Linked DNA regions of Mus musculus: all the other regions are linked to region 3. Evidence: chromatin loops called from intact Hi-C (ENCODE). Cell type or tissue: left cerebral cortex. All regions are shown on one strand. Region 1 overlaps Ank3 (ankyrin 3, epithelial). Region 2 overlaps Ank3 (ankyrin 3, epithelial). Region 3 overlaps Ank3 (ankyrin 3, epithelial).

Region 1 (8,000 bases), 130 kb after region 3:
TCAGTTAAAGAAATGCCTCCATGAGTTCCAGCTGTGGGGCATTTTCTTAATTAGTGATCAAGAGGGGAGGGCCCATTGAGGGTAGTGCCATCCCTGGGCTGGTAGTCTTGGGTACTATAAGAAATCAAACTGAGCAAGGCAGGGGAAAGCAAGGCAGTAAGCAGCATCCCTCCATGGCCTCTGCATCAGCTCCTGCTTCCTGACCTGCTTGAGTTCCAGTCCTGAAGTGTAAGCTGAATAAACCCTTTCCTCCCCAACTTGCTTCTTGGTCATGATGTTTTGTGCAGGAATAGAAACCCTGACTAGGACAGACAGTGACTCTGTTGAAGCTTCAATTCCCCACTTTGCTGTGGTGGCTGCTTTCTTATGAGGTAGGTGTTCTACCTGATATCACAATGCCTGTCATAGAGAAAGTGCTGTAGACCCACCACTTTCCTTTTCTTTCTTTCTTTTTTTAAAATATTTATTTATTTATATTTATATGAGTACACTGTAGCTGTCTTCAGACACACACCAGAAGAGTGCATCGGATTCCATTACATATGGTTGTGAGCTACCATGTGGTTGCTGGGAATTGAACTCAGGACCTTTGGAAGAGCTGTCAGTGCTCTTAACCGCTGAGCCATCTCTCCAGCCCAACCCACCACTTTCAAAATGTGGTTTCAGAACCCACAGATGACCCCAAGACCTTTCAAGAGGAAGGCTCTCACCTTCTACTTGAATTAACAGCTTGAGGTCAGTATCCCTCTCATACTTCAGCCACATCAATACATATAGAATATAAGCATCCAACTGTCTTCTCCTGCCAGACCTTAAGACATTTGCATACCCTAAAAGTAAGAGCAGTCTTTGCCTTCTTTATTTCAGGAAAAAATATAATTGATATTTTCCCATAACATGCATCTGATGGTTCCATGTAATAAAGTTGCTTTTCTTATTTGAAAATAAATTAATTTAATTTTTTCCGGTTTTATTTTTTCCTGGGCACTATAAATGATAGTTGAGAATGGACAGGGCCCCCTGAGACAACTAACCTCAAGGGACGTGCCTGTAGATACATTGCCTGGTCAGCCTTTGGCTGGTTTTATGCTCAGTTGCTAAGAAGCATTATGCAAATTAGGTCAGGCTCATGGATTTGGTCCCTGGGTGGACAGTGATATCCACTTACTTTAATGGTCCCAACCAAACAACTTAGCAAGCAGGCTGTAAGAGACGACTTTAAAGTAACAGTGGATGGCCATGGTAATCAGGGAGTCCTTTTGTGCTGTTTCATTTGTTCGGGCCCTTTAGATTAGCAGTCCTGGGAGCTAAATCTTACAGCTGTTTTTACTTTTACAGTGAGGGTTTGTTATGGTTTGAATTCCCACTCATGTAAGATCACGTCACTTGTGAGTTGAGGAGCCAGGTTTGAAGAGAGGCATCAAGGGTACAGAGCCTAAAATCAGAAATGGTTAAGCCAGCAAAGATGGATTAGCCTAGCACTTGCTGTCCGTCCACGATAGATACCTCTGAACCAGCTCTTTCGTCTGCACATGGGTACAGCTCCTGAATGTTAGTCTTCACTCCCAGTACGTTTTGTAGCGTATCCAATTGTTAAAACCACAGTAACCCAAAAGACACCTACTGCCTTGTAACCGTTCAGACCTGCAGTTTTCAATAACCTTTCCAACAACCAAGATAAACCACCTTGAGGCTAGGCTGAAGTCTTCTCTTAAATGTATAGCCAAAAAACAAACACACACACACACACTCACACAGAGCAAGCTATCTTTGTTATGTTTTTCTTGGACTTAAAAAAGTTGTTGATCATCCCATACATATTTGCTCATTTAAAAAAAATTTTTTTTTTACTGTATTCAGTGGAAAACTGGTAATGTTTCCTTTGCAAATTTTAACCAAGGGAAGGATGAATGAATTAAGATACCCAAATCATTTTGTGTTTCTGTCAGACTCTTGTCTCATTTCACTTACCTCTTCTTGGAATCCATTGTATCCAGTGATCATAGTTCTTGATCAGTACATTATCATATAGTGAGAACTTACTGACGGCTGTGGATGTAACCTAGGAGCCAAGTGCTTTCCTTAGCTGGGAGGGGTCCTGAGTTCAATCCCCACCACCACCGGGACAGCAGCAGAACCACACTTTCCTCACTGTGTCTTTAGCACAAACTTCTAAAACCTTCTTAGTAACCATGGTTTGACATGGAAATGAAAAGTTGGATAGACGTCCTGATTTGACCATCCGACATTGGATGTGTGTGTTGAATTATCCTTTTCAACCCATGGAATTATTAAAAATTGGTTGGGAAGAACTGTGGCATATTGAGTCTCCTCTCAGTAGACTCGTGGAAGGGGAATGGTTTCGTTTACCAACAGCTCCAGCTGCACCATCTGTTGTGCAGAGTTTAGCATGATCAGTTCAAGCCTTCATCTCACCGGCTAATTTCCCCCTCCCTCCCTCTGGTGCCGTGTGGCTCACCCTTCAATTCCGCCCAGCCTTTGGTCTCCAGGCCTTTAATTATCTAACTAGGAATCCTAGTCCAGCAAACTGTCATTTCCTGGCTGATCTTACCACAAAGAGTGTTATTTGGGAAGCGTGCAAGTCAGTATTTTCGTTCACAATATTAAGCCTGACCACACTCAGAAACAAAGTCAAAAAGAACTCAAGAAAATGTTCATCTACTCAAGTAAATTTTTTTTTTACCTCTGTCTACCTAGCCCAGTTTTAGCCTATCACTGTTGCTGTTTTGAGTTGCTAAGTTTAAATTGGTCCCTGGATTAAATATTTTAGGACACATGTCAAGAGCTCCCACTTAATAAGAATCCCGAGGCTTGAGCTTTTCAACCTGGTTTTGATTCACACTATGCTAAATAAATGGAAAAGTCCCAAGCAGCCGACGCATTTATGTAATCCCCCACACGGAACACCGGAAGTTGCTTCCGCGCAGATTCTGAGTGTCTGCAGCATCCAGTAGCATAGAGGGGTATTTTCAAAGCCGCTGTTCTTGTTTAGCTAATCCCATGGAATAAAGTCATATTTGCCTTGTTAACAAAGACCTCCAAGTTTTGATTGCATGATACTCTCCTACTTCGTTTTCTCTTTAAAAGACAGACCTGTCTGCCACCATTGTCATACTGCCGCGTGAGGAGTAAATCCTGTTTAGACTTAGATAAGGGACTTGTGTTCTCTAAGCCACATGAAGTGACATGGATTGTCCTTTGTGGAAAGGGAGGTTGGATCAGTGGAATTTGGAAAGCACATCCAAATTAGGGGCCCAAATGGGGGGTGCAGGGAGAGGAGGAAAATGGGAGGGGTGCAGGCGGGAAAGTTCAGCTAAGTCGTTCTAATTTACACTGTAGTGTAGTGATGTAGTATTGTCTTCTTGTAACATGAAGGATAGAGAAAAGCATTAAATCCGCGTTGGCCAGGTACTTCCCTGCTGTTGTGATTAAATACTTGACAAGAAGCAACTTAGTGGGAAAGGCAGGCAGCTTAGGTCTGAGGTTTGCTGCAGACAGTGCCTCTGCAGTCCTGAGGCAGCCTGGAGAAGTGAGGCCAGTCCTCCAGTGAGAGACCCACGTCCTTCAACGTGACTCCACCCCCTAAAGCTTCCATGACCTTACAACACAGTGCCACCTGCTGGAGACTAAGTGTTCAAGCATAGGCGCCCGCAGGGGACATTTCATACTCAAATCATAACCCCACGGAGCCCAAGTGACATTCTGAACGAATTTTCTTTCCTTCAGTTTTCTGACCATACAAAAGACAAGGCACGGTGACCTTTTCTTACCTCAAGAAATAAAATGTGCTTTAAAAAAAATAGGATCGTACATTTTTGTTCTGTAACAACAAGCTACTGGCTGATACTGAATCGCTATTGTATCAAATCTACTGGTTTTAAGCTCTACGCTCACTATTTAATAAACAATATTTAATATACTCACTAATATTTAATATTTAATACACTCACTATTTAATAAACAATATTGCAGTGAGTCAAGGCAGATACATAAGGACCTAGTATCCTAACCACATTGTAAATAAAGACTTCATGATATACACCTAATGTTCCTTGGGGGATGGTTGCTCCAGACAGCCACATTCCTTGGTATCCAATACTTTGCAGGCTTCCTCTAAGTCACAGGCAAACAGGACATGATCATGTGAGGGAAACCAGAAGCAAAGGAACCAGATGATAACCGTGACCAGAACTAAGCAGGGAATGACTGGCCATGAGAAAGGTTACGGTCCCATGAGTCTACCATTCTTCCCAACAGACAGGAAAGGATTTGGGTCTCGCATTAATACTGGGGACCCCTTTCATATATAGACTGTATATGATACCTCAAATATAGACTATTATCAATGTTACCTGCTGTCTTCTTCCAGTCCACATTGCGTTCCCCTTTGGAAAAAGAAAAGTCCCTGAAAGAAATGTGGTCACCAAAAGGACTGAGTTTCCTTGAATTTATGTGTTCAGATAAGGAAATTCTCTGCCTGCAATCATTAACATTGACTGTCAACTGGAGGAATCTGGGATCAGCCAGGAGACACGCCTCTGGGAGTGGCTATAAAGGAGCTATCTAGAACAGGTTAATTAAGATGGGAAGAGCCACCTTAACTATGGGAGGCACCATCACATAGGCTGTAGTCCTGGGCTGAATAAAACAGAGAGTGAGCTGGGTAGGCACTAAAACCCATCTCCTTCTGTCTTCTGATAGTGGATACAGTGTGGCTAGATGTCTCTAGTTCATTGCCATGTCCCCAGGGTTCTAGTTTCATCCCAAAACAAAACTAACGAACAAGCAAACAAAAACTTAAGAGAGAAAAGGATTTATTCCACCTTGACATTCCAGGTTTCTGACCACCATTGAGGGAAGTCAAGGCAGGAACATGGTGGCAGCCCTGTTTGCTATTCACACATCTTACCTCTGATGGAGGAAAGTACAGCATCCCTGAAGGATGCTGCCTGCTGACCCACAGGCTGTTTTATTCTCATCTAGCTTTCTTATATGGTTCAGCACCACTTGCCTAGGGCTTTTACCACCCACAGTGGACCCTCCAACCTCAACAATCAAGACAGTCCCCCAAAGACCAATCTAACCCGTAGCCCAATCTGAGCTAGGCAGTTCTCTAATTGAGATTCCCTTCTTAGGTAATTCTGGGTTGTATTAAGTAGACAGAGTTAACCAAGATGCCCACCATTAATGGACTGAACCTTTAAACTGTAAGCCAAAGTGAACCCTTTGTCCCTTAACGTTGCTTTTATCTGGGTATCTTATCACAGCAACAGGAAAGTAAGAAACCAGCACTGTTCACAGCCCAAGGCTCCCGAGCTCTGACAAGACTGTGGAAGTCGTTTCTTCCACTGTGTGAGTTAGCACTTCTCTTGTGTCTCTTTGTTCCCAGAGCTAAACCATGCCCAAGTGCAGCAGAAGTTTCAGACTGGTAATAAATATATCTGCCAATTATAGTTCTTAAAAATAATTTCTATGCCTGTGGTTACTTTTTAGGCTATTGATACAATTGGTTACATATTAGAATGATCAAAGATTTAGTGTAAGATTTAAGATTAGTGTATCCTTTTGTATGGCTTTGCCTTTATACAAGTACAGACAAGCTTGTCCTGTACAAAGATACCCTAGAATAGAATAACGTGAGTGCTTCCTGTTAAGGTTAAGGTTCATAAATACTTTAAATGAGTAACCACACCTATTTTCACACTATCCTAGCCACAGCAGAACTTAATTAACGTTGTTACAGTCTTTGATAAATTGGAACAGTCACAACTCACCATTAGTCATAGGAGTGGTGTCTGCATCCTGGAGGTATCAGGTCATCTGATCACATCATTGTATCAATTCCTAAATGTTACTTCAGTGTCCTGGTAGCATAAAGACGATGGTTCCCAAAGCCTCTGCAGCATCTTATAGCCTCCATATTATAAGGACAACTGAAGTTCTAAGTCAAAATGGTTTGAAATTCCACTAGCATAAATCAAAGCAAAATGCTCTTGCATTGACCTTGTAGGGTTAAGAAGTCACAACTCTTCCTTTCATGTATTCTATCCTTTGATAAGAAAGCAAACCAGGTGTGTGTGGGAGGGTGGTGGTGATGGTATTTGTTGGTTTTGAGACATGGTCTTACTATGTAGTCCTGACCTTGACCTGACCTTGACCTGGGGTGTTCCTCCGACCTCAGTCTCCCAAGAGCTGTGATTACAGAACGGAGCCTTCCTGCTTAGGCTGAAACTTGGCTCCTTGATGCCTCAGAAGCATTAAGATCAATTTGCATCCTGTTCTGTAGCCAGTGTCAATTTTATGTTGGAAAACCTTGGAAAATAACTCACCCTTTACCCACCGACCCCAATTCCCACCAACTTACCCAATGGTAAAAAATTAAAACGGTGTCTATATTTTTATTTCTAATCTGGCTCCAGTTAAAAGCTCAGGGGTCAGCATACTGAGCGAGGCACGAAGCCCCTTGGGGCTAAGACACTGGCTCTTCCCTCGGAGGTAAACCATCATCATAGACAGAGGACAGTTGGGGTTTATCAGAATGTAGCATGGGCAGTCTCTTCAAAACACCATCTTCGCAAAAACAAAAACAAAGACCCATACCTGTGCCTTGTGTGCTTCAGAGCTCCTCCCCACCCCCCCCTGCCTCCCAGGTTTAAAGATAACAGTGGGATGTTGTTGTTTTGCATTCAGTTTGAGAGGAGGCCCTCTGCACAGATGCTCAGCATGTTGGAAATGTACAACAGCAGGGCCAGCCTGGCTGAAGTCCCAGTGCGAAGACAGTAGCCATGCCTAACGTGTTAGGGGACAGTGACCTCATTTTAGGGAAGAACTGAAGTTCCTTCCAGGCAGAATCCTAGCAGACAGGCAGCCGTTTGGCTGTCACAGGAAATGCACCGATGCAGCTTTGGATATGAGCTGGCCTGACAAAGATGATTGCTCACATAGATAGCCTTCGGTAGCATTGCCCACACTCATTAAGTAACTACCCACTTCCTTCCCTTCCTCCTCTGACTGATTGACGGGTAGAAAGTGCTGGCATGCTTCCAGTTACTAGATAGCAATTAAACAGAGCAAAAGCAGCTCGAATCATTCAAGGTTCCATTAAGCGCTTGCCATGTGACAATGCTTTAAAAGTTCTCTTGTATTGAAGACCTGTACCCCACTTCCAAACCCATGGCTTACAAAGAATTGTCCTACCTACAGGTAAACGCCCCTTGAGTTGGGCAGCAACTAGAAAGGCCAACAAGGCACTGGAAGACCAGAGCTTTATTAGCAGGCAGCATGTTGTAGCATGAATGCCTCACTTGTGTGACATTGTTTGAGATTGTGCAGTTCTTGGCATTCTTTTGGACTTAGTGGAAGTCAAGACCACTGGAGGGGGAAGATCTGGAAAATATCACACCATGCTTTACACTCCAGCCTCTGGAGACTCTGAATGGTCACTGTGTCCGCTTGTGTTCCAGTGTGTGATTCAGCTCCAGTGTTGTTAGGGGGAGTAAATAACCATTTAATTTTGGTGTTATCTTTATTCTTTTGAGTCTTGGGCCTTTAACCCAAGCCAGTCTTGAATTTCCAAGCATCAAATCTCCCCAGTGTTAAGGTTGTAAGGTCACAGGCTATATCATGTAAGATTATATGCAACATTCTTTGTTTGATGTGATTAGCAAGGGGTGCTGGTCCTCACCTGACCCCAAAGCCTTGGTCGCAGAAGGACAGAGTCTCAAGGCACTCAACTTGTCTTTGATAAAGGACATCACATTCTAAGTAAGCATTAGTCCACATTCGTGAACACTTCTGCAACATGGTTTTGCCTATGTTTCAGAGCTGTAAATGACTTTGGAAGTTTTCCTAAGCAGGCTGCTCTACTCTGTAAGGCTTCTCTTGGATGAAAACAATTTATACATCTGTTACTTTACTCATCAATAAAGTTTGGCACTGTCAGAAAAGGCCCCTATCCTTAATGTCTGATATAATTTTTG
Region 2 (8,000 bases), 180 kb after region 3:
AAGGGCAGGGGATTTCAAAGCTCAGATGCGAGGGTTGCTGCTGAGCAGGTAAAGCTGACACAGGCCTGTCACAGTCACCGGTGAACACAGACCACCGGTGTGAGCTGAGACCCAGTGTTGGCACGATACAGGTCTGGTTGTACTGAAAAGTACCCACTTTCCCACTGTGCCCTGTGCCAATGTCCAGGGCTGTTATTTTTAGAAAACATGAGGGTACATAAGATGTCTACAACCCTCCCATGAATGACAAGTGAGTTGTTGGCCCGACGTGTGTGTGTGTGTGTGTGTGTGTGTATGTGTGTGTGTGTGTGTGTGTGTGTAGCCCTTTTAAAAGGCGTATATGTGCAAATACAAATGTTGAGGGACTTCTCCTGCTCTTCTATGTCTTATATATTATATAGTCATGTCACTTACTTCCTAGGGAATGTGTCTCTCGGTGTCCTTTCTAATGTCCCCTCACCTTACATAGGATGCAACAGTCCTGTGACAGGAGAGCTCTGAGGCCTCCCTGGGACTCCCTGAGTTTGTGGTGTCATTCTCCTGTACACCACGAAACCCACAGTCATTCTGGTTGTTTCTACTTTATGTGGTGACCAATTTCTTATATTTCTCTTCATTCTTGTCGTCTCCAGAGGCCTCTCTGTTCTTCATGTAGGTCTCATTTTCTGCACAGTAGCCACATTCTTACTGTCTTGGGAATATCCGTATCTGTTTCCCTCTTTGAGGCCTGTTAGTAGTAAGTGGTCTCTTTTGCTTTCTGGAGATTCACAGTTTATTTTCATCTCCAGAAATCCGACTGTGTCCTGCATATGATTTGTTGGTTGGGTGTTCAGCTGGTGACCTGTCTGCCCCTAGAGTTTGTGTGGTGTTGTTTCTTATATTGCTTTGGGTCCATTCTTCACCCATTCCTTGCATCTGACTCTTATCTTCTGATGCCATTCCTGGTATTTCTCTCTCTTTATATCTTACTGTGAAAATTTTATTAACTGACATATCTTTTAACATCCCTGATTCTTTGCCTTGCTCTAAAGATGTTCTCTTATGAGACTAATCAAAATAATTTTTCATTTCTGAGAATATATATTTTTATTTATTCTATATATTATATAGTATATACTACATACTATATATATTCTATATAATATATTGCCCAGTTATAGTATATATGGTATATATTATATTATATTATATATTTTATATAGTATATATTTTCCACATCATATTAGTATATAGTGTATATATATTTAATATATATAAAATATATCATAATATATGTAGTATATATAATATGATATAGAAAATATATACTATATATAAAATATAACATAATACATACAGCATATAGATAATGTATATATAATAAATATGCTATAAAGTATTATATAACATACTATATATACTATATATATTACCAAGCATTTCATTAAGCTCTCTTGAGAACTCCTTCTCTTGGCTGAAATTCCACCAGTCTCTTTTAATTATTTGTTAAAGCTCTATACAAAGTATATCTGTTTTCATTTGCTCCCCTCCACCCCCTCCCATGTATCCTCTCCACTCAGGCTGGTTTCCTCTCTTCTCAGTTCTCACTTCTTCTTCTTTATTGTTCATGTGCCACAACCATTTCAATTTTCTGCATCCATTAAGGTCTCCTGCACCCCTTGAGGATCCCCTACCTGTATTGTGATCTCCATGTACATCCACATACACGCACACACTTTTAAACTTTGGCTCTGAGCACAGGAAAACATGAGGTATTTGTCTCTCTGAGTCTGTCTGTCTTTTGGTTAGCAGGTCAAATTCATTGTTGTGAAATTGTAATGATTTTATTTTTCTTTACTGCTGTGTAAAATTCCATTGTAGGCCTGCTACAGGGAGGTGGGAGAGAGAAACAGGAGAGGCCTCAGAAGTTCACAGGTAGCCTGTGAGCTCACACAGTGGGGGTTGTGGGGAGAACAAGGCAGAAAGGATAGGAACAACACATGGACATGCACACACACATATGTGCGCACACTCTGGAATCCACAAAGATGAACAAGCACATATGACACAGACAGGAAAATGTCATTGCATACAACCACTTCATTTTCTGTAGCTATGCATCTGTTGATGAGCACCTAGCAGACTCTACAACAAGGCTTTTGTGAATGCAATACCCGCAGGACACACAAGTGTCTTGTAGTGTGTTGACTTCAGTCCTCTGTTCTCAATCCCGACAGGTGCACCAGGACCATTTGGTAGTTCTAGTTTCCGGTTTTTAAGAAACCTCCAAACCAATTTCCGTAATTGGTAGGCAAGCTTACACTCGCTCCAGCTAGTATATAAGGGTTCCTCTTTCCTCACATCGCGCCAGCATGCCCTGCCATTCATTTAACAAAGATGGTCATTCTGAACGGGATAAGATAGAGTCTTAAAGCCGTTTGAGTTTTCCCTGCTAAGAATGTTGAACACTGAGCTGGAGAGATGACACAGAGGTTGAGTGTATGTGAGAGCCAGCATCTGGTCATCAGGGATGGACCCAACAGAGATTTCACATTACCCAGTCTTTAGATTCCTCCGATGGAGACTTTGCTAGACTCAAAAACACCCCACTTGCAGTCAGTCCTCTCACCTATCTCTCTGCCTCCCTCCCAACCTCTCTCTCTCTCTCTCTCTCTCTCTCTCTCTCTCTCTCTCTCTCTCTCTCTCCTCCAGCAGTCCAGCAGAATTCTCTCATGCTGTTGGCTGCCGCTGCTTGTCACTCTGAGCTAGACTCTGCCTGGATCGGGGGCACGGGTCCTCCGTGCTAGCCCAGGCTTTAGTAAGGAGTTTATCAGGCCTCGAGGCTTATACATTTGGGGGCCTTTCCACCACGGCATCCAAACCCTCCCTTCTATCTGCAGTTGTGGAACTGAAGGCTCTTCATGCCAGCCTGAATCCCAGCAAGCTCGTACCAACCGACACAATCCCAGTAGGAAACACAGGCTCTGAGAAACAAAGCTCTCAGTCTCTTGACATCATCCGCCTTTTTCGATGTGCTGCTGTCAGCTTCACAATAGAAACACAGTTCTGGCCCTGTTCGAGGGGAAGGCAGGAGACCTTCTCCTTACCTGAAGAATCAATATGCAAATACCCATCAATTCCTCCACAGGAGCACTTTCTGTCTTGATTTGCTCCCAGTTCTCAGAACTAGCTCTTATGGGAGGTAAGGATGACAAGGGACCCAGTGCCTGTCAGTATGAAGGTCATTTGACACTTGAGAAGCAGAGTCTTTAGATAGAGGTATTCTGATCCTAGAATACCAGTGTAAGAGGGTCTGCAGGTGGAGTTGTGATTCCAACCCTGCCACCAGCAAACGTTCTTAATTGGCAACAGTTCTATGTCTCATTTTAGCAGATGGAGTTATTTTTGAACCATCCATTGGATTGTTGCAAGGATAAAAACCGAGCCTTAGATCTGCAAGCTGTATTTGTATGTGCACACGTGCACATGTGCTCATTCATTGCATGTTCATGTATGTGTACATGCAATGTATATGCATACTGTGCATATCAAGGCCAGAGGTCAACCTCAAGTGCCATCCCACAGAAACTGTTCACCTTATTTGTTTGCGGCAGAGTCTCTCACTGAGACCTAGGAATAGCAAATAAGGCTAGTGTGATGGTTTGTTTATACATGCTTGGCCCAGGGAGTTGTACTATTAGGAGGTGTGGTCTTGTTGGAGTGGGTGTTGCCTTAGTTGGAGTAGGTGAGGTTATTGTGGGAGAGGGCTTAAAACCCTCATCCTAGCTGCCTTGAAGTCAGTCTTCCACTAGCAGTCTTCAGATGAAGATGTAGAACTCTCAGCTCTGCCTGCACCATGCCTGCCTGGATGCTGCCATGCTCCCACCTTGATGATAATGGACTGAACCTCTGGACCTGTAAGCCAGCTCCAATTAAATGCTGTCATTATAAGACTTGCCTTGATTATGGTGTCTGTGCACAGCAGTAAAACCCTAAGACAGCTAGCCCATCTGGCCAGCAAGCCCAGAGGTCTGTCTGCCTCTGCCTCCCCAGTGCCGGGATTATACATATGTGGCAGTGCCCCCAGCTTACATAGCAAACACTTTACCACCTGAGCTGTCTCCTCAGTTCCTTTTATAATACTTTCTAAGAGTTTTAGAAATATAGAGGCTTCCTCTATAGGAAGTCCAAGGCGTTAGGCTTCATGCCCCCATTGGCTATGTAACTCAGCTTTGTGGGAGAGAACAGACTACAGACGAAAGCAGAGGAAGAAGATACTGGAGGTCTTCACCCTGCCAATCAATCGGCCTGTGTGACAAGGGTTAATAAAGGCTTCAACCCTGGGAAATCCCTTTCCTTAAGGAACAATAATAGCAGGGAAGCAGTGGCCTTAGTCCTGGGCTCACTGAGCTCAGTTCAACTGCTTCCTGGGTTGTTCCCTAGCTCAGTGCTCCCCCTACTGGCTAAGAACTAGATTTGCTCACATAGTGCTGCTGGTTGGACTCAGACAGACAGATCAAACCTCAAGTCACCCCAGGGCATGCTAGCCTCCCACTGTTGTCAATCCCAGTAAAGCCCACCCTGAGCTTGTCACCCAGGGTTCCCAATCCGGTCCACCCAGCTGAAGTCTTCGGCCAGAAGCTGGCTGATCTAAAGCAGCACGTGACTGTCCACAGAATAGCCATTCTTGCTTGTGGATCTTGTGAGGCAGAGGTGAGCAGGTACCTCCCGGGGGGTGTGTGGCCTGCAAAGTACAAGATTCTGCCGTCTGACTCTGTGCATCGAATGTTTATCTGGGGACTGGGAATGTAGATCAGTAATAGATTGCTTGCCTGGCATGTACAATATCCTGGGATTATTGATATCACACACACACACACACACACACGCACACGCACACGCACACGCTCGCACACACACACACACAGGCATCAGTTTTACCCACTTATTTTCCTTTTTTGAAAATAGATTCTTTTTTATAAAATGTATTCTAATTATAGTTTTCCTTACCCCAGCTCCTCCCAGTTCCTCCCCACCTCCCCTACTACCTGGATCCACATTTTTTTTTCTTTTCTTTTCTTTTCTTTTCTTTTCTTTTCTTTTTTTTTTTTTTTTTTTTTTTTTTTGGTTTTTTGAGACAGGGTATAGCCCTGGCTGTCCTGAAACTCACTTTGTAGACCAGGGTGGCATTCTTTCTGTCTCTCCTTAAAAAAAAAAAACAGGAATCTGAAGAAGAAGAATAAAATAAGATAAACCAAAAAACAAACAAGTCAGATTAGGACAAAGCAAACAAACAGAAAATTTTGTTTAAAAGCCATAGAAATATCAGGAGGAATACACACAGATGCAGAGACATACATGTACACACACAGGGATCAGGAGCACATATAGATGCAGACACACACACATGTGCACACACAGGAATCAGGAGCACATATAGATGTAGACACACACACACATGTGCACACACAGGAACCAGGAACACATATAGACACACATACATGCACACATGCTTGCTGATCTATGAAAGGATCAAGTTTAGCTCTTGGTACCACACTGAGAGGTTCACAACCACTGTAACTCCAGCTCCAGGGATCCAATTCATCCTTCTGATCTCCAAGGGCATCTGTTTACACATGTGGCATAAGCACACAAAAGCACACATACATGTACACATAAAGATAGATAACATATATAGACAGATGACACAGAGATGATACATAGATACATAGAAACATAGATACATAGTTGATACATTGATAAATAGATAGATACATAGATACATACATAGATAGATACATAGATATATAGATATATACATTATACATAGATATATAGATAAAAGATAGACACATACATATATAGATAATAGATAGATAGATGATAGATAGATAGATACATAGTTGATACATAGATAGATGATTGATAGATATATAGATAGATGATACATACATAATACATAAATATATAGATGATACATAGATAGATGATAGATACATAGATAGATACATTGGTGATACATAGATAGATAGATAGATAGATAGATAGATAGATAGATGCATAGATACACAGATGATACATAGATAGATAGATGACGATGATAGAAAGATAGGTAGGAGACAAATAATAAAATAATTTTCAGTTCAAGCATTAACAATTTGCCAACAATATCGGGTCAAAGTTCATGTCAAACAGCACTCCGTGAAAATGCAGTCAGCCAGATAAATGTGGTGGAAATTTTTAGAGAGTAAACTATTGGATTTCTTCAGTGAAGAAATAAGCATGGAGGAAATGGAAGAGAGAGTGGTGAGCTTTGCAGAGTGAAAGGCTTGTGAAGGATCTGGGAGCAAATGAAGCATCAAGATGAACCCAGACACTCAGAAAGGGCCATAGAGTTTGAGCACAGGTGGAGGCTTAGACACTGGGTGTTATTTCTACTGCTTTATTTCTGATAACAGCATTGCCAGCATATCTCTCTCTCTCTCTCTCTCTCTCTCTCTCTCTCTCTCTCTCTCTCTCTCTCTCTCTCTCTCTCTCCCTCTCCCCCTCCCCCTGCCCCTCTCCCTCTCCCCCCCCTCCCCACATATATATCATCTCCCTGTCTTTCTCCCTAGCCTGCCCCCATCTCAAAAGACTCGTTCTCCATTAAAGTTGATTTAATTGAGCTACTTATTAGATTCTCATTCTCTTCTTGGGTCTTGCAGCAAGAGAATACAGTGTGGTAGAAGCCAAAGGTTGATTGGTGTAGAGGAGGGGCTGTGACTTGAACTCAGGGCCCTGACTGTGCAAAGCAGGCTCTGTCTGTGCCCAGCTCCAAGGCTGATATTTAGTGAACCTGGATAAGGAGGATCTGAAATTCGCTATAGGTTTTCCCTCAAACTTTATGTTTAGAACTTTTTTATTATAGGATATTCTAATTTTTTTAACTATATGTTTAAAGTTCGTCATTTAAATAACCCTCCAGCCATGTTAGTTCATGCAAGAAACCCTAAATGAACACAGGTATCACCAAAAAAGGCATGGAAGAAGGGGGCCTTGTTAGAGTGAAGGGTTCACTGGAAGTAGGATGGAGAAATGATGGATGTGACGAAAATGTGTGTGTGTTCATGTGTGTGTGCATGTATGTGTAAATGTGTGTGCATGTATGTGTATGTGCTGTATGTGTGTATGTGAATACATGTGTAAGTCTGCACATGTGCATGTACATGTATGTGTGTGTGCAAGTGTGTGCATGTGTGTACATGTGTGTATATGTGTGTGAATGTGTGTTCATGTGTATGTGTGTATGCATGTGCATGTAGGTGTGTGTGCATGTGTGTGTGTGTGTGCTTGAAATTGTCAAAAAATCAATTTTTTAAAAGAGAAAATAAAAATATAAAAGATGTGGAGAAATTAAATCCCAGTTGTGCCGGCCATTTCTGTTTGTAAGGCCCACAGAGCACGTTGTAAAGCCCCGTGGAAACTGACTGAGGTACTAAGAGTTCAGAGACTGGAGTCACCCTTGCCTCGCACAGTGCAAGGCTGGGAGTCCACATCCCCACCTAAGCCAAGTGGGATCAGTCCGGTTCCTCATGTGCAGGAAGTGTTCAGGACCCCGTAGCTATCGCATGGGCTCTGAAACTGCATGTATGATTGCCATGAGCCTGGTTAACATGTGATCTCACTGAATCATTGTGAACAATGAGACATCAACTCATATCTCAGCACCCAGGAATGTGAAGCCAACAGCGGGGATTGTTTTCAGTGTCTACTTATGCTTCCCTGATGGTTTAGAAGCAACAGTCAATGCAGGGGCAATGGGATTGCTAATGATGCTTTTAGACATGTGTAGGCACCAGCACCAAAGGCCAAGGCAAGGGTCTGGGAATCTTCCACCTCAATGAGTAGGGTCTCTCATTTACAACCCAAGATTCCTGCTGAGCCTGGGAAAGCCCTGAGTCCCAGGACACTCCTCCAGCTAAGTCTTTAGCAAGCTCTTCATTAGCCATGAGGTACTCAGCACTGCAAACAAACAAACAAAA
Region 3 (8,000 bases):
GGAATCCAACTTGTGTCCTCCTGCCAGGCAGCAAGCACTTTACCCACTGAGTGTCTCTGCAGGCAACATCTTTGTATATTTCTGAATCTTGTTTTGCTTTGTCTTTCTTCACTTTGTTTGGTTTTGAAACAGGGTATCAACCTTAGCCTAGACTGGCCTGGAACTTACAGCAATCCTCCTGCCTCTGTCACCCAAGTTCTGGGATTGCAAACGTGAGGCACCATGCCTACATAGAGGACCAGCTTTGTCTAGAATTTGCTTTTATCCCCAGACTGGATGATATCCCTGAGGCGCACCGGGGCCTCCATAGTACCTGGTGCCATTGCTAAAGGACTACAAATAAAAGTTCTCCAAAACCAAACCAAACCACAACAAACAAAAACCAGTCTGTTTTCTCCCATTTGCATAACAGAATCATTCTACCATTTTCAAGTCTCATTGGTCTCTGTGTGTATGGGAATCTCACAATAGGAAAAGCCACACGTTCATTAGGGCAATCAGGGTGCCTCCTACAACCTAGAGATCCTGGGGGGGGGGGGGGCTTCTGAAAAGGCTGCAAAGCCCACTCCTGTTGTCCCAGGGATCTTCAAAGACACGTTCCTTTTGCCCAATAGCTGACGTGATTTTTCTCCCAGCCTAAAACTTGTATGCCTCTTACTCTTGGTTCTTGCTTGTTTATAGCAGCAAATGATGAGGTCTGGTGGCCTGGGGCATTAAGACTCTCAGCTTGCCTGCATTTCTCCAGCTTCTGCACTGCAGAGAGCTCCATCTTCCTTCCTGGTGTGTTTACTGCCAGCCACCTGAGATGCCATGGAGGCTTGTCCCGGTCTCTCACTCTGTCTTATACAGAAACCATTTGGGGGTTTGGACTCAATTCCCCCCCACCTTTTCTCACATTTAACATCCAGTTAGCCATTATCATGAGGTTCTTCACAGCTCAAAATGGTTTGTGGGTTAACATTTCCATGTTCCTTACACCCCCCTACATTTTAAATAAGGCCCTTTATAGCTTTAGCTCAAGAACTAGGGTACCAGATGTTGGCGCTGCAAGAACTGTCTTTGGAGGATTTAATTGGGATGTGGTACTGCAGATTCTATTGGCGGAGTGAATTTCAGCCTAAGCCGTGCACCTTATCCTTGAAATACATGCAAACAGCTGGCAAGAGTGACTCCCTAGACCATTGGTTCTCAACCTTCCTAATGCCACAACCCTTTAGTATACTTCCTCGTGTTGTGGTGATCCCCCAACTGTAACATTGTATTTGTCGCTACTTCATAACAGTAATTCTGCTACTGTTATGAATCATAATATAAATACTTTTGGAGATAGACGTTTGACAGAAGGGTCATAACCCACAGGTTGAGAACCCCAGCCCTAGACAGTCACATGCATTTTGTGGGAGTACCAAGCCACACTATTTTATGCAAGAGCAGTTGTTGAGCCTATCCTTAGGGCAAGACTAGATACCTTCCTATCAAATTTGAGTTCGAGATCCCTGAAGCATCTGTCCCCGACCCCTCCTCCCCTGTGCAACAATTCCAGTTCCTTGGGCAAGCAACTCTTTTTTTTTTTTAATCTTTTTTTTTTAAAGATTTATTTATTTATTATATGTAAGTACATTGTAGCTGTCTTCAGACACTCCAGAAGAGGGAGTCAGATCTCGTTACGGATGGTTGTGAGCCACCATGTGGTTGCTGGGATTTGAACTCTGGACCTTCGGAAGAGCAGTCGGGTGCTCTTACCCACTGAGCCATCTCACCAGCCTGGCAAGCAACTCTTTAGCTAAATGAGGACATCCCGAATGTCATCTCTTGTCTGTCTTTAAAGAACTCAGTTGGCTCATGCCATCCCAGTCAGTGCCCTGCCCACCACTGCCAGGTGGGTTTCCGGTTTCAATTGTTTCTTAAAACACGGCACTCAATCGCCATTGGTTATCAGGCCAATGCCAGATTCCCGGGGAATCTGACTCCTTTTGGGGACATCTACTGATACTAACACAAATTGGGATTGTGTTGGCGTCTAGCCACGTGCATACAATATTAGTGAATTCTGACAGCATGTGTGCTTTAGGGTGGCTTTGGTTCCGTGAAACAGAGGTTTTATAGGCCAGAAAGTGTTCAGGGGAGGGAAAGAAAACTGTACAAAGTCTGTCACAGGAGAGGGATTCAGCTGACGGTGGTGCATGCTGGGTATTCTGCCCCCCAGTGCGGCTGCAACTGTCTGGATGGAGCTGAGACCGGTAGCAAGGTAGCAAGATAATTCTTTATTCACCACAGTGGTTGCACAGTCTGATTGGACTTGATGCAACATCAAAAATAGGAGTTATCAAAGACATAGATCCATGTGCACCCAGGGCTGCTATCAAGTGACAAGGTCGTCTACCGACTAAGAGACCTATCTGGAAATCATCTGTCTGGCATGGAATTTCTTTTTTTTTTTTTTTAAAGATTTATTTATTATTATATGTAAGTACACTGTAGCTGTCTTCAGACACACCAGAAGAGGGAGTCAGATCTTGTTACGGATGGTTGTGAGCCACCATGTGGTTGCTGGGATTTGAACTCTGGACCTTCGGAAGAGCAGTCGGGTGCTCTTACCCACTGAGCCATCTCACCAGCCCATGGAATTTCTTTTATCTTCAATTGTCTTTAAAAGTCTTAGAACCTGGGGCTCAGTGGTTAAGAGCACTGACTGCTCTTCCAGAGGACCTGAGTTCCATTCCCAGCAACCACGTGGTGGCTCACAACCATCTGTAATGGGATCTGATGCCCTCTTCTGGTGCATCTGAGGACAGTGACAGTGTACTCATATAAATACAATAAATAAATAAATAAATAAATAAATAAATAAATAAATAAACCTTTTTTTTTTAATCTTAGCAGCTGTTCACATTTTCTTGCTGTGCCTGTGACAAACCCCGTGATCAGAAGAGGAAACTTAGGCTGACGCTTCCAGCTCAGAGTCCGTCTCGAAGTGAGGGCAGAAACTGTGAGGAACCCTGCTTGCTAGCTTACTTGCTCAAGCATTCATTATTAACTCTCTCATTCAGCCCCATAGCACCTGCCTAGGGACGACATTTCCCCCCAAAGCTTGCCTATATCAGTTAGCAACCAAGACACACATGGGTGTGAGCAATGAACCCTGCGCCTCTGCTGGTCCATATGATGGGAGCAGACAAGGGGTCCCTCCTCCCGCCGAGAAAGGAATAGGTGCCGCTGGTGACCTACGAATCTCTCAGATGCTTTGGTTTCTTTGGGGGGAGCTTTACACTCAATGCTGTTTTAAAGTAAACATGCCCCGAAAAGAACAGAGGTTCACCTGGAACGCATGTTTGCACGAATCAAAGCTGGAACACTAGTGACTTCTGGAGGTGGAGAACGCTCTGCCAGAGTCGTTGCAGGCGGATGAATTCTGAATCCTTTCCACTGGAGCTTTTTTGTAAAGGTTGGAGCTGTACTAGGGGCATCTAAGGCTTTGTCTCAGGCTGGACACAGTCCCAGGTTGCATTATGAGTCTGGCTGTTTTGCTCAACTGTTCCACAAGGGGGCAGTGCAGGAAAGCCAGCAACTGATCTGAGGAGGCTTTCCAAAGAATGTGGCACTCCTTCTCCTCTGGAAGAGATTGTTTCCTGATCTAGAGATTGAGGGTAAACTGAATCCGAGCTCTTAAGAAACAAACACAGAGCGGGCAGTGGTGGCGCACGTCTTTGATCCCAGCACTTGGGAGGCAAAGGCAGGTGGATTTCTGAGTTCCAGGCCAGCCTGGTCTACAGAGTGAGTTCCAGGACAGCCAGGGCTACACAGAGAAACCCTGTCTCAAAAACCCAAAAAACAAAAACAAAAACAAAACAAAACAAAAAAGAAATAAACACAGACAGAGACAAATACAGATACTAGCACCCAACCAATGGACAGAAGCGGGGACCCCTGTGGTTGAATTGGGGGAAAAGCTGGAAGAAGCTGAGGAGGGTGACCCTATAGGAAGACCAACAGTCTCAACTAATCTGGACTCCCGAGATCTCTCAGACACTGAGCCACCAACCAGACACCATAAACTAGCAGGTCCGAGGCCACATATACAGCAGAGGACTGACTGGTTAGGCCTCAGTGAGAGAAAATGCACCTAACCCTCGAGAAATTTGCGGCCTCAGGGAGTGGGGAGGCCTGGCAGGGTGTGGGATGGGTGTGGGTGTGTGGGGAGATACTCTTGGAACAGGGGTTGGGGGGTTGGGGGAGAGGTTTTGAGGCAAGTGTGGGGGGACTGTCAGAGGGCAGACCTGGAAGGGGATAATGACTGGACTGCAAAAAAAAAAAAAAAAAAAAAAAAAGATTAAGGACTTTTTTAAAATGTAAAGCATTAAAAAGAAACAAGAACTAAACACAATATGGAATTTGATAGCATTATACATTTTTCCTTTGTTTGTATTCACGATACTCCCTGACTAGGGAGTTCATGTGCACTGCTCAAAGGTTGACTACATACTGTGTCCAACAGTACTGTCATTAGACAGTTGCTCTCATACTGTATATACAAGGTACATACTGTATATACATATATCACATATAGGCTATTATACAGGCTTTCATATGTACATGAAAATCTGATTCATGTTTCAATTATCCAATTTTTGTGGTGCTGAAATCAGGACAAATATTCATAAATAAAAGTAAATCCATTTTGTCTTGTCATGAAGTGTAAGGGTGGGCTAGAGAGGTGACTCAGAGGTTAGGAACACTTATGGCTTTTCCTGAGGACCTGGGTTTAATTCCTAGCACTTACATGGCAGCTTACAATCACCTGAGTCCATTTTCATGGGATCTAGCACCCACCTCTGACCTCTGAGGGCGATAGACATTCAAATGCTACACACACACACACACACACACACACACACACACACATGTGCGCGCAAGCAAACATGCATTCACATAAAGTGAAATTTAATTAATAAAAGAAAATTGAGGTCATCACAGTATTTTCAAGATATACTTCATACCATGTTTTAATGCAGAAGTGATAAATTTAAATAATGCTGCTGATAGCATGCTTGCACACAGACCTCTTCTTATTCTGCAAAGAAACTTCACATCTACTATCTTACTTGAACCCACAGCCCTCATGTGATGGACATAGGGCATGCAGTTGTAGCTGGTTTTGATTTATAGAGAAAGCACCTGAGCTATGACAGGCTGAGTGATTTCTAACCGAACAGGCTGGTGAGCTGACTCGGCCACTAAGGGTGTTGGCTGCTCTTCGAAAGGACCAGACTTGGGTTCCTAGCGCCCATGTTAGATAACTAACTGCTACCTGTAACTCCAGCTCCAGGGACCCAATTTCCTTCTTCTGACTTCCGTTGGCAGACAAACACACTCACTGACACATGTTAAAATAAGTCTGAGGAGGAGGAAGAAGAGGAAGAGGGTTAAAAGGAAATTAAGCCAACATGGAAGCCAGGAACTGTCTCCCCAAGTCAGTGCTCCACTATTCCGAAGCCTTGACTGGTCATCTTCTTTTCACCCCTAAATTTACCCTACTTATGGGGTCAGGTATGTGGGTCGGTGGACACAGTGCTTTCCTGGCATGCATGAGGATCAAGTCCCTAGCCCCAAATTTTATTTACCTCAAAGGAAAATGTCTTACTTGATAGCAATAAGGGGTAAAAAAAAAAATTTACCCCACACAGAATAAGTGGTACTTCTGTGCAGATTAAAAAAAAAATTCTATAAATCATATGAAGTTTCTCTTTAAAAAAAACAAAAACAAAAAACCAAGCCATTTTGTTACAAAAAGTCGATCTGATATGGTCAAATAACTTAGATAACTTTTTGTTTATTTGTTTGTTTGTTTGTTTTTGTTTTTTGAGACAGGGTTTCTCTGTGTAGCCCTGGCTGTCCTGGAACTCACTTTGTAGACCAGGCTGGCCTCAAACTTGGAAAATCGCCTGCCTCTGCCTCCCAAGTGCTGGGATTAAAGGCGTGCGCCACCACACCTGGCTTGGATAACTAACTTAAAAAGCAAAGTGGTTCATGATGGTTTATAGCTTCAGAGATTTCAGTCCCGGCTCAGGTGGCCCTGTTGCTAGGAAGCCTGGGAAAAGGAAGATCCGGGTGTCAGGAAGTAAGAGTGTAAAAAGGGTCTGGGTTAGTGTCCTGGCTTGCTGCCTGATGACTAGAAAGCAAAATTAAAAAGAGGGAGAGACCTGGACCCCGCAGTTCCTTTCAGGGGCAGGCTTCCAATACAGTAGTGACACCCTTCCCACAACTTCCCCCCAGTCTCTTAATGGTGACATAGGATGGGACCAGCCTTGGACATGAGTCCTTAGGCGGGTATTGTGAACCTAATTTGCAAGACATCAGCAAGGATGCTAGGCAGATGCATTGGTCAGAAAATTGTAATGATGTCAAGGCAGGAAACAGAGGCAGCTAGCACAGGGAGACCAGGGAGAAGGCTCTCACTCAGTCCTAGCTGTCTCCTATCTCTTGGTTTTAGCTTTTCTCCCTCATTCAAGAACTCCTGCTAACAAAATGGAGCTGGTGACAATGGACCAAGACTTCTCACATCAATTAGTAACGGAGATAGTCTCCCACAGACATGCCCCCAGGCCAACCTGATCTAGATAATTCCTCAATAGAGACTCTCTTTTCTTATGATTATAGGCTGTGGCAAGTTGACATAACAATTCAGCATTCTGTATGGAGTCTTAGATCACTTCAGTAGCCATGGTGGTTTGGGGTCTTGTGGGGTTGTAAGACATTGCTCTCTGGGTGATCATTTTTCTTACTGTGAGACTTGAGGAAATGGTGTCCAAGTGAGAGGGAGCCGCGAAGGCACTCTCAACAGCACAGGGAATAGCTTATGTTGGCGTGTCTTAGCTAAACAGCCTTTTACAGCTTACTTAGCACAAAAGCAAAATGCTACACACTAGAAGTTTAAGAGCTAGCTGTATGCCCTGCTGACAATAATCTTAGAGTCTAGCAATGGCTTTTTTTTTTTTAAATGTACACTGGGGTTTTGTCTGCATGTTTGTCTGTGTAAAGGTGTCAGAGACCCTAGAACTGGAGATACAGATAGTTGTAAGCTGCCATGTAGGTGCTGGGAATTGAACTCATGCTCAATACGTTTAACCACTGAGCCATCTCTCCAGCCTGTTTGTTGGACTGTTCTGTGCTTGGCTGTGTTCTGGATGACCCCATGGCTTGCCCCTTGCTTTTTGGTGTGCTTCTCTAATCCAGTGATGGCCCAAACAGTGTTTCATTTTGATTGGTGGATTGTGTACATGTGTGTTATATGAAGATGCACATGTCTGTGTGTATGTGTTGAATCAATGTGCACATTTTTATGCCTATGCATGTATGTGTGGGAGCTGTGTGCCTGCAGTTTGATGCTTGGTGTCTTCTTCAATTGCTCCCCACCTTAGTTTTGAGAAAAGGCATCTCGCCTGACCTTGAGACCATGGATAAGCTAGGCTGGCTGCTCAGCGAGCCCCAGAGATCCTCCTGTCCTGACTTCTCATGGACATTATTGCTGTCTACCCAACACCCCCACCCCCTTTTCTTTAAAGCAGTGTTGAAGACCTAAATTCAGCAACCTGTTCTTGTGTGGCAAGCATTCTATTGAATAGGCTATCTCCCCAGCCCTACAAACAGAGTGTTGAGGGTCTCCATAAATGACTGTGAAGCTGTCACTGTCTAGACTTACTACATGAAAGGTAATTTAATTAACCATATTTGTCTGGATAGTAGAGCAAGTAAAGCCGCTGGGGAAAGGGGTACACTGTTTTAGATGGCTGAGGCTCTTCCAGAGAGGTCACAGAAGCCCAGCCTGCATCTTCATCAAAGGCTGATCACGGCAAGAAAGGGGAACTTGATGTCAGAGGAGCTATGGGTCCAGATGTCCACCAGGAGGCCAACATCACTTTCCTGCCTACCTCAATGTGCTCTTCCCAGAGAGTGTGAGGAGGAAACACTGCCTGTCCCATACATCCTCAAATCAGAGTTCT

What was found. Peaks named below come from ENCODE experiments on the same cell type or tissue, not always from the same donor. Only the 100,000 strongest peaks of a DNase experiment are listed, where the experiment ranks them.
Region 1: it touches region 3 in a loop (11-fold over the local background); 21 of 42 quality-filtered maps call a loop at or near these places.
Region 2: it touches region 3 in a loop (7-fold over the local background); 37 of 42 quality-filtered maps call a loop at or near these places.

What each region holds. Positions count from the first base shown.
Region 1 is chr10:69,789,685-69,797,684 of GRCm38, forward strand. The region is part of intron 1 of Ank3 (ankyrin 3, epithelial); the gene reads left to right. Among named protein-coding and RNA genes, the nearest start is that of Gm33416, 73 kb to the right of the region's middle. In left cerebral cortex, a CTCF peak has its summit at 3,643 (motif pointing left); DNase peaks (open chromatin) are centred at 2,914, 3,591 and 6,822; H3K4me3 peaks cover 446 bases; H3K27ac peaks cover 2,807 bases.
Region 2 is chr10:69,841,499-69,849,498 of GRCm38, forward strand. The region is part of intron 7 of Ank3 (ankyrin 3, epithelial); the gene reads left to right. Among named protein-coding and RNA genes, the nearest start is that of Gm33416, 21 kb to the right of the region's middle. In left cerebral cortex, a CTCF peak has its summit at 4,424 (motif pointing left); DNase peaks (open chromatin) are centred at 3,010, 3,312 and 4,425; H3K27ac peaks cover 2,682 bases.
Region 3 is chr10:69,658,997-69,666,996 of GRCm38, forward strand. All of the region lies in intron 1 of Ank3 (ankyrin 3, epithelial), which reads left to right. Among named protein-coding and RNA genes, the nearest start is that of Gm33464, 100 kb to the left of the region's middle. In left cerebral cortex, CTCF peaks have their summits at 3,527 (motif pointing right) and 7,895; DNase peaks (open chromatin) are centred at 991, 3,546 and 6,830; H3K27ac peaks cover 694 bases.